Linked DNA regions of Homo sapiens: region 1 is linked to region 2. The links are chromatin contacts, found by Hi-C or POLR2A ChIA-PET in ENCODE. All regions are on one chromosome and are shown on one strand. The core of a region is the stretch at or near the end of the contact, and the rest is flanking DNA. Distances in the headings are between cores, read along the strand shown.

Region 1 (4,727 bases), core at 2,009-4,508, 230 kb before region 2:
CGCTCACCCTCCTTCATGATGCCTGGAGGATGCCTGAGACAATTGCCTTGAAGATGAGGAAAGTGTTTCACTGTTTATTTTCTCCATGGGATGTAGCAGGCAAGCATGCTTAGGACAGAAAACCACTGAGTTTACTCAGGTAAATGCGGGCCTAATACAAGAGTATTGGGTTCCAATGTTGGTTAACCAATGCAGTTAATACGCAATGCTTCTATTTTTTTTCTTTTTGTAATCTTATTTAGAAGTTTCAAACAAAAAGACATAGTCTGCTGATCAATAAACATGGAGCTGCCCTCTCCCACTGGCTCATTTTCCAGTGGCTGCGTGCTGGCCTCTCGGAGCAGAGTGTGGATCCCTGGATCCAGGTTGAACCGGGGGAGAAGAGTTAGGGAGAGGGTGTGCCTGTGAGCCCCAACTCTTCCTGTGGAGAGAAACCCAAAATGCAGCCGCTTCAGAAGGAAAGCGGCCCCATCAGGTGGGGACAGAAGAGGGTAGGCAGCAGAGGCCAGGTCTGTGGACAAAAGCCCCACTTCAGAGTGGTTGGAAGCCAGGACAGGAGGGACTCATGGAGGTGACCGCTTCACAGGAGTCCTTTCTCCAGTCGTGCTAGGGAGGAGCCCCTGCCTGTCCAGCACTGCCCCTGCCTCTTGCTGTACCTTGCCAGTGTGCCCTCCCCCCGCCCACTACCATAGTAGGCATCTGGCTTTTCCCACCAACCCATCTACCTTTTTGGTGGTCCAGACCTACAGTCTCCTTGCAGAGCACTCCTCCTCCCACCCTCACTTCAAGTGAGGTTTGGATGAGATTGACCACATCCCCTTGGTCACAAATATTGGCTCAGGAATGGACATGTGGCCCTGTTCAAGCCTATGAGAGCCAGGACCCCCAGACTTATGTTAGAACTCTTGAGAGAGATACTCTGTCTTCTCTGAACCTTGCAGTATATAGAAATGAGCCTATTGATGCAACAATATAAATGGCACTGAGAGGGGTGTCCAGAGCTGCTGGGGTCAGGGGAGGGAGGTCAGCCTGGCAGAAGCCATCTTGTGGAGCATGAAAATGAAAGAGACCTTGAGAAAGGCCAGAGGAATCCAGGCCTGTGGTGACAACATTTGAGCTGCTGGATCAAACCTCACCTGAAGTCCTTCCTATTCCTACTAGATATTTTTTTCCACTGTGTGGGCCAATGCATTCCCTTTATACTGTGTAAGCCAGGCATGGTGGCTCACACCTATAATCCCAGCAATGCAGGAGGCTGAAGTGGGAAGATCGTTGAGGCCAGGAGTTCAAGACCAGCCTGGGCAACCTAAGAAGACCCTGTCTCTAAAAAAGAATTAAATATAAATAAATAAATAATAAAAATATAATGTTTAAACCAGTTTCACTTGAGATTTTAGTTACTTGCAACATAAATAATCCAAACTTTGTTCCGACCCACAGGGTTCTCATTTCACCAGGGGCTGCAATCAGTCGTGGCCAAACAGGAGCCAGTCCTTGCATTGTATGCAGTGGCTTTAGCTGCCGTTGAGCTAGAAAGGAAGAAAAGCAGTCCACAGCCCCCGCCAACAGCTTCAAAATGCCAATCCCTGTTGAGGTCTATGTGCGAAGCACCACGCAGTTCAGTCTGTCCTCCCCGCTCACAACATCACACAGGACTCCACGGGCCGAGCAGTTCAGTCTGTCCTCCCACGCTCACAACATCACACAGGACTCCATGGGCTGAGGGTCTTACTAGGAGAAGGAACAAGCTCAGTCTCCCTGGGGTAAGCGGGTGGGATGAGGGACTTCCTAGAAGAAACAGGATTTTAACTGGGGCAGGCAGGATAGGTGAATGTGGATGATGGAGAATGGGAAAGGACGTTCAAAGCTGAAAGAGCAGCTGAAGCCCAGCCTTGGGGCAGGAGAGCTCTGGTCCTGCTCAGGAAATGGTGAGTGGCCCATGGAGAGCACCCAGAGTGAGGGGGGCAGACTAGCCTGGTTAGGTAAGCTGGCAGGCTTCCAAGGCCTGGCTGAGGCAAGGTCTGGCAAGTCTGGATTTTCCTTCCCAGGCTGTGGGAGGCTTCACAGGCACGAGCAGAGCTGCACTGTGGAAAGGTGCGGGGTGGTGGTGTCCAGGATGCCGAGTTAGGGGGTCCGTGATGAGGACCCCCAGGGGCAGTGAGGGCAGAAGGGGGGGTGCACGGGAGGACCGCCACAGCAACTGCTGCGAGCAAGGGAGGGACGCAGGGTGTCTGGAAGCCAGCCGCTGCAGAAGGGGCCTGGCAGGGAGAGGACAGCAGGAGAGGAAGCGTCTCTCAGACGCAGGAAGCCGCACCCCACCCGAGACCACGGCACCTCTCAGCGTCACCCCTGACTGCCTGCAGTGGGCCCAGGCGGTTCAAGTGTGACTCATCCCTAGCCCAGCTCTCAAGGGCGCGCTGAGCGGCTGTCCTGCTGTGGGCTGTGGCTGCCAGGAGCGCCTCCCTGAGGAGCGGGCTGTCGCTTCAGAGGCTCCAGGGCCGCTGGAAGACACCCACACACACACACCCCAGCCCACACTGCTACCCTGAGTTTAGCCAGAGGCGGGTGAGACCCCCAGAATTAGAACTCGCCTTCACTCTGGCATGTAGTCCACGGCTGCTCGGGGAGGAAGGGATGGGCGCCCACCAGCTCCCTCTGCACCCCTGCCTCCGAGCCCCGGGCCACGGCCAGCTCTGTGGAGCCCAGAGTTAACACCGTGTCTCTAATTTTGGAGGAGACTCCACAGCCCTCGCAGTTCCAGGTCACCCCTTCCTCCAGGGAGCCTACCCTTCAGCCCCGGGCTAGGCAGGCTGCACTCTGGCAGGGCCTGGAAAGCCAAGCCCAGGGTCTGTGAGGCCCTCAGTCTATGGGCTGTTCCCTGGGGGTGAATGAGAAGACCACGGCCCAGGACGCTCCCTCATCCCCTCGCCCTGGGTGCTCACAGAGAGGCCCCAAGAGGGTACAGAGGGCAGTCTCAGATTGGGAAGTGCGTCCACAGGCTTCCCACAGAGGCTCTGCCCTTTGGTACCTCCTACGCAGACTGCAGCACCCCATGCGGTGGCAGGGCCGCTCCATGGGCCTCTGCGTCCTGGGAGCCAGGACCCCCACCTGGAGTTGGAGAAGTTGCTGGCGGGGAAGGGAGGATGATGAAGGAGGACATCATCTGGCAATGGCCCTGGAGCATTCCTGAACCACCCCCTCCCTGTCTGGGCCACGCCCTGTGGCAGGTGGGAGGACAATGCCGCCTGTGTGCCGTCACCCCAGCACGCTGGCTCAAGGGGAGGGCTGTGGTGCAGCCCTGCTCCAGCCTTGGCCTCTCCTGATGTCCCTCTCCCTCCCTCCACAGCCCCTGCTATCTGCCATCTCCATCCGTCCAGCTGGGCCGCCTCTGTGGAACCCAGGCATCACCAAGGTAAGCAGCCCCTGCTATCTACCATCTCCATCCGTCCAGCAGAGCCGTCTCTGTGGGACCCAGGCATCACCAAGGTAAGCAGTTTCCTGTCTTCCTTCCACCTGTCCCAGTCACTGTGGTGGAGGGACCTGGCAGCAGGGGCTCTGAGAAGAAGAATCTGGAAGGTGGGGTGGGGCAAAGGGGGCCCTGGGCCATTCAAGCACAGGGGACCAGAAGCACTGGCCCTTACCTGGCTGGGCTCCAAGCTGCAACCCCCATGAAATGTGAGGACAGTCTGGCAAGGCGGGACCCCAGGCCCCTGGTAGAGGGGCCATCTCCATTCACATCATCCCCTAATCTGCATGCCCTCCAGGTTTAGGGAGCCATCCAGCAGCTCCTCATCCCCAAAGTCTGCAGGGCTGATGGCTGGTCAGCCCCACAGTCCCCGGGAGCTCCTCGGGGCTGCAGGGCACCGCAGCAGGAGGCCCAGCACAGAACTCCGGGTCCCGCCCAGTCCAAGTCTCACCATGGACTCTCAGTACGAGACGGGCCACATTCGCAAGCTACAGGCCCGGCACATGCAGATGCAGGAGAAGACTTTCACCAAGTGGATCAATAACGTCTTCCAGTGCGGCCAGGTGAGTATAGCCAGCTGTGACCCACAGCCCACCCATACCAGGCCCCCAGCTCTGGCCAGTGGGCCTCCGGGGTGAGCTGTGGGGTCATCTGCCTGAGGCCAAGCTGAGGCCAGAGCTCCTTCTTCCAAAGCAGCTGCTCTGGGTCGTACCTCTCAGGTCCCAGGATGGGAGGACAGGTGAGGCTGGGCTGACCCCATACTTACCCCTGTCCCCTCCCCAGGCGGGCATCAAGATCCGGAACCTGTACACAGAGCTGGCTGACGGCATCCACCTCCTGCGGCTGCTGGAGCTCATCTCAGGGGAGGCCCTGCCACCCCCGAGCCGGGGCCGCCTGCGTGTGCACTTCCTGGAGAACAGCAGCCGAGCTCTGGCCTTCCTCAGGGCCAAGGTGGGCCCCAGGGAAAGGGGTCTGGGATGGTGCTGGGGCAGGCAGCTGGGACAGGCTGAACTACTGGGTCACCTTTCCTGCGCCAGGCCACTGGGCAGAACAGAGGAGCTGGGGCCTGAGTACAGGAGGAGTGGCTGGGACACAGAGGAGCAGAAGCCACGCCCTCCTCGCACAGCACCCCTGACTTGGAGAGCACCCAGCTGGCCATGGCAGTAGCAATCCAGGTCCCTACTGGGGTGGAAAATGTCACTGTCTGTCATAAGAGAGACTCACAGGATTCTAGGCCAAAAGAATCTTAGCGTTCTCTTAG
Region 2 (5,006 bases), core at 557-3,056:
CACTGAATTTCCTCAAGTCTTTAGCCTGTGTTTTCTGTAAAGTGGACCCAACCCACTTAACCCACACAAACGCTAGAAACAACCGTTGGCGGCAAGAAACACTAGCGCTGTTCCGATACGCAGGAAAGTAAAAGGCTCGGTCTCACTGCCTTCCCCGAGAGGAGCAGACGCCGTCGACTATTAATGACCCACAAACCGCCGCTTTTCAACTGCAAAGGACAGCTGGCCAAGAACCACGTGAAAAAATGCCGCAAGGAAAGCTCTTCCGGGGAAGAGTCCCGACAGATCACGTGCCGCCGGCCGGAACCCGATGATCGCTCTGCGGGACCCAGCCGCGTTCTGTTACCTTGGAGACTACAGAACCAGCCACCAGACCCTCCCCTGCCAACCCCCTTCCCAGCAGCCGTCACGCCGCCCCCAGGCACTTTCCCTGCAGCCTAGCCGCGGCATCGTGCCCAAAAAGAACGAACAGAGCAAGCAGTTGTTAACCAGGGACTCAGCCGCATAAGCCTGGCAAGCTCTACAACAACACGCGCGGGTGGGCTCGAGACTTCTCATGATCCACGTGTTTGCTCCGGCGAGGCGAACCTTGGGAAAGTTATCTTCCCAATAAAAGAGTGCACTTTGGTTTCTCGTGTTGGTCTGCCATCAGTAACCCCTCCTTTCAGACCTCATTTACCCGTTCCTGCTTCCACCCCGGCCAGAGAAAGAAGGCATTCCCAGGGTTCGAAAGGCAAGGCAAAAATCTGTACAGCAAGACACTACCACTTTTGCACTCCCGACCCAGTCTGAAACGATCCCTAGTTTCCCCATATTCTTCTGACACATAGATCCCTCAACTTTGGCTACTGGAGCTTTGGGGGGGCGGTGGGGGGGTGATGTTAATGTCCCAGATACCTTGCACTGAGGGCAGAGACCTACTTGACCATTTAACAGAAACGGGAAACCCCATAAACAGAACTAGGTAAAAGGCTGCCCCACAGAGGAATAAAGAAAATAACACCTGCTCTTCCCACCTGTTTTCCCCTCCCTCATTTCTGCACTTACACACCACCGGTCCTTTGTTTACCAAGTCCCCACTCCTACAGCTCACTTCCTCGCCCTCCTTTATTAAACTTGACGTCCTGCCTCAAACAATTTGGCCGGAAATTACTTGTTAGAAAAGACGTTTGCACAGGTGTCAAAACGCTGCGCCAAGTTCTCAGAAAAGCGACGCCGACACCGTTTCCCTTGGAGTTCTAGAACCACGAGACCTAGGCTCTAAACTGAAAAGCGCGTAAGCGTGGCTCTCGACCTAGAGCCCGGCGCCGGGCGAGAAGTCGTCACGCGGACCGTACCACGCGGAGCGGCACCCCACACACGCGAGGGCAGGGCCGAGCCATGGGCGCTTCTCACCCCTCCCGCCTCGTGGCCGCTCTCTCTGGCGTCGATGTTCCCAGTTAGGTAGCTGAGCGACGCGGAAGTGAGGCCGGGGACGCGCGCGAGGTGACATGCGCAGCCTCGCTCAGGGACCACAGGGGCGCGCCAAAGGCGGCCCTGCGCAAGGCCCGGCCTGGCGAGGGCGTGCGAAGCTCTCTCAGCGGAACGTTTCTCACGCCGTTCAAATACACAAGAGCTTCAAACTCTCGAAAAACTCCAATCGGGCCAGTACTAAGCGATGCCCTCCACCCAGGCCCGAGAGTTACCGTGCGGGGCGTGGCCGGCCTCACCCGGAGTCCTTCACATCCCGCTGGGGGCGGGTTATTCTGTTCGGTTCGCACACCGTGTGTCCGCTCCAGCTGAAGAGCCTGCGCGCGCGCACCGGACGTCCACGTCACCGCGCACGCGCTCCTACCCGCTCGGAGCCCGCCGCGCAGGCGCAAAAGGAGACGCGAGCAGCACCTCCCTGACCCCTCCCCCAACACCAGGAGTCCAAACGGCCCCAGAGCAGCAGCAAGACCCTTGGGACCCGCCCCCCGAGTGGAAGCCGCTGCTTTTCCGGGTCCCTGCAACCCAGAAAAGCCTACTGAAGGTTCTAGAACCAAGAAAGGCGAGGCAGGAGGGAGGCACCTAAACTCCTCAGGCTTGCACACGAAGCCTTCGTGGAAACTGTGAAACCAATGCCCGGCGGGCCTTTCTCAACTGTGCCTTTCACCCTTTCCCTAGGGCTCCTCGCCGGCTCCGCCCCGGCCGCGCCCAGCCCCACCCACACGGGGCTCCGCAGACCCCCAACCTCCACAAGCCCGTCAAATGAATCTGAGGTCTTCCACCCCGGAGTACCGGGGCTTGGACAGCTCCAGAGCATTGGGAAACCTTGAAGCCAAAGACCTTGAGAGACGGATGGTCGAGTTTACAACATCCACAACCGAAGACGACTAGGAAAATGGGGAGGAGACCGAAAGACTCAGTGCGCAGTTGGAAAGCGAAGAGTTGCCACTAAATTGCCGGATATAAAGATGAAAGATATCTTGATAAAACAGGGAAACGATGCAGGAGTGTGTTATCTAAGCTTTAGTGCCTTGATCCTGTGCATTCAATTTTTGTTTCTTCAAGACATTTAAGCTATGAGGTGCAAAGAAAGTATTAGTGAATATCTATTATGTGTCAGGCAGTTGCTGAAGTAAATCAATGGACAGTATTTCTCCTAACCTTCAAAAAGTAGTTTTCTTTCTCCTTCTCTACTCCTTACCAGCTGTTCTTTCTTCTGTGCTCCTGACACCAGTAAAAAGGAAGCGTAGTTTCTTAAAAGGCAAAAAAGAAGTAGGGAGTAGGAGAGCAGATTTTGTGGTCAATGATCCAAAACTGCCTTCTTTGATAAGAATTAGCAAGCACTGAGAACCTACTACGTGACATGCTATGTGACAATACAAAACACTATGAAGGAGAATGAGAAGACTAAGGAAGGAGTCAACAGAAGGAGGCTTATCCAACACTACTGATCTGACCTACTTTTTACTTAGGAAGGTCATATTTCTCTACACTTTGCTCTTCCTGAGGAGATATACAACAACATTGACAGAAACTGCTGGAATAGTCTGAACTAGAAAACGTGTAGGCTACTTTAGAGACTTCTGAAGGCATTCTGAAACCCCAAGTCAGGCACGGTCAGCAAGAGCATTCAAGATCCTAGGCAAAATTGAAAAGTAACAGTTTAACACCTTCCTCCTCTTCCCTGAACCCAAGAACTTCTTTCCTACAAGCTGCCCTGTCAGAATCTCCCACCTTACCAAGAATGCCTTCCTCTCAAGGATCTGAGGTTTCCTCATAAAAATTTTCCATTTTCTGGGGAAGAAGTAAATTTATGTTGATTTAGCATTAAAATATATGATCATAAGGTGTGAATGACTGGTTAACAACCATGCATCCCCAAAGAGACAAGTTAACCCAAATGATCTCTCTAACTGGGGGATCTGTGAGGACAACTTGGGAAGAAGGGGAATGGAGATTCTCTTTTGGTACTCCTTCCCTACACCAGGCAAACATATAACTAAATACTAGATACTTTAAAAAAACAAAACAAAAAAAAAACGCTGAACTTTGAAGATTCAGTACTACAGATCTCGGTGGGAGAGGAAAACTATCCATAGTTTTTCAAAGTGGAGTCCGCCTAACCTAGAGAGGTCGGGAGATGTCAAGAATCTGAGGGTCCTATGAGAACTTTTAAGTGTTTTTAGATGATATTCTAAAAATAATCATACCACCACACACATTTCAGGGATCCAGTTTGGATTTACCATCATGCAGGTACCAAGTAACCGCTTGTTTTTCTTTTTTATTTTTTGTTTGCTTTGAGTAACCACTTAAATGGTTACATTCAACTTTTAATGCAGCATTCTCATACTAAAGTTCTTGGTTGTATACTTTGGATAATGTAAGAAATTTCCTCCTTTAAAAGGCATCCATATATAACCGAAGGTTTAAGAATGCCAAGCTAACTGCTAAAGTGATGCTCCTAAGTTCCACCTTTTTCAGTTATCATAGCTCAACTTATTGGTCCAGCCTAACACAAAAGTCTTTGCCTTGATTTTCCTAGACTGCACGTTCAAGTAGATTTTTCTGAATATTAAGGGGAAACAAACAAAAAACTAGAGAGAATGCATGCAATTAAACAGTCTGGCCTAGAATGTACACAGTTTTGATCCTAGATTGTTCTATAAACACATAGGCACTATCTCATTTACATGCACACTTTTCCTATTCAGCAAATATCTGAGTGCCTACTATATGCTGAGGATAGGGGAAAGGCTGGCACCCCATGCACTTTTCAGATGTCTACAGCAGAACCCCAAAGATTGGCACAACTTAAGTAACAGAATCCACCAAGACAAACTTCCTCATCCAATCTATTCAGATCCAATCCTTTCGGTTCTGATTTCTAAAACATCCTCTGTCAACTGACAAAAAGACCTCACTCTTCAGATGAAACCACTACCATGAACAAACTCCTGGACTATGGCCTTGTTTAAAATATCAATATAATAAAGAACATTCATAAAATAAGGGCTACATACAGACTGAGTTGCAAAAGATGCTTGTTTTTTTTTTTGTTTTGTTTTGTTTTTACAAAAAGTCCTTCGGCCAGGTGCGGTGGCTCAGTCCTGTAATCCTAGCACTTTGGGAGTCCGAGGCAGGCAGATTGCCTAAGGTCAGGGGTTCAAGACCAGTCTGGCCAACATGGTGAAACCCCGTCTCTACTAAAAATATAAAAAAATTAGCCGGGCATGGTGGCGTGCGCCCATAATCCCAGCCACACGGGAGGCTAAGGCAAGGGAATTGCTTGAACAAGGGAGGTGGAGGTTGCAGTGAGCCGAGATCGCGCCACCGCACTCCAGCCTGAACGACAGAGCAAGACTCCATCTCAAAAAAAAAAAAAAAAAAAAAAAAAAAAAAAAGGGCCTTCACTAGCCAACCTGAAAATTCAGGTCCTAGGCAGAGGGTAAAAAGAGAATCATAGACAACTCCATCCTTGCCCACCATTTAGTACTACAACTGAAATCAAGTCATGCTGGGGGGCAAAGTATGATTGC

The links. Hi-C counts contacts between places; a loop is a spot of excess contacts on that map. ChIA-PET counts read pairs that join two places held with the same protein, here RNA polymerase II (POLR2A). Pooled maps may share reads with other maps.
Region 1: a loop to region 2 is called in a pooled map, with 5 times the contacts of the local background. The contact joins the promoter of SPTBN5 here to the promoter of MGA in region 2. A Hi-C loop is called at or near these places in 1 of 37 single-sample maps with no recorded cell type and 6 of 50 pooled maps. POLR2A ChIA-PET finds 5 or more read pairs at or near these places in 1 of 52 experiments (T-cell).

What each region holds. Positions count from the first base shown.
Region 1 is chr15:41,892,584-41,897,310 of GRCh38, reverse strand. It overlaps SPTBN5 (spectrin beta, non-erythrocytic 5), which reads left to right and starts at 3,258. Exons shown (of 68, transcript NM_016642.4): 1 at 3,258-3,412; 2 at 3,765-4,029; 3 at 4,250-4,417. The coding sequence starts at 3,814. It overlaps LOC105370792 (a long non-coding RNA gene), which reads right to left and starts at 4,534. Exons shown (of 4, transcript NR_135681.1): 1 at 4,233-4,534; 2 at 1,975-2,084; 3 at 1-1,731. EHD4 (EH domain containing 4) reads left to right here. Exons shown (of 6, transcript NM_139265.4): 6 at 1-1,378. RefSeq lists an enhancer at 4,414-4,473.
Region 2 is chr15:41,657,205-41,662,210 of GRCh38, reverse strand. It overlaps MGA (MAX dimerization protein MGA), which reads right to left and starts at 1,806. Exons shown (of 24, transcript NM_001400225.1): 1 at 1,686-1,806.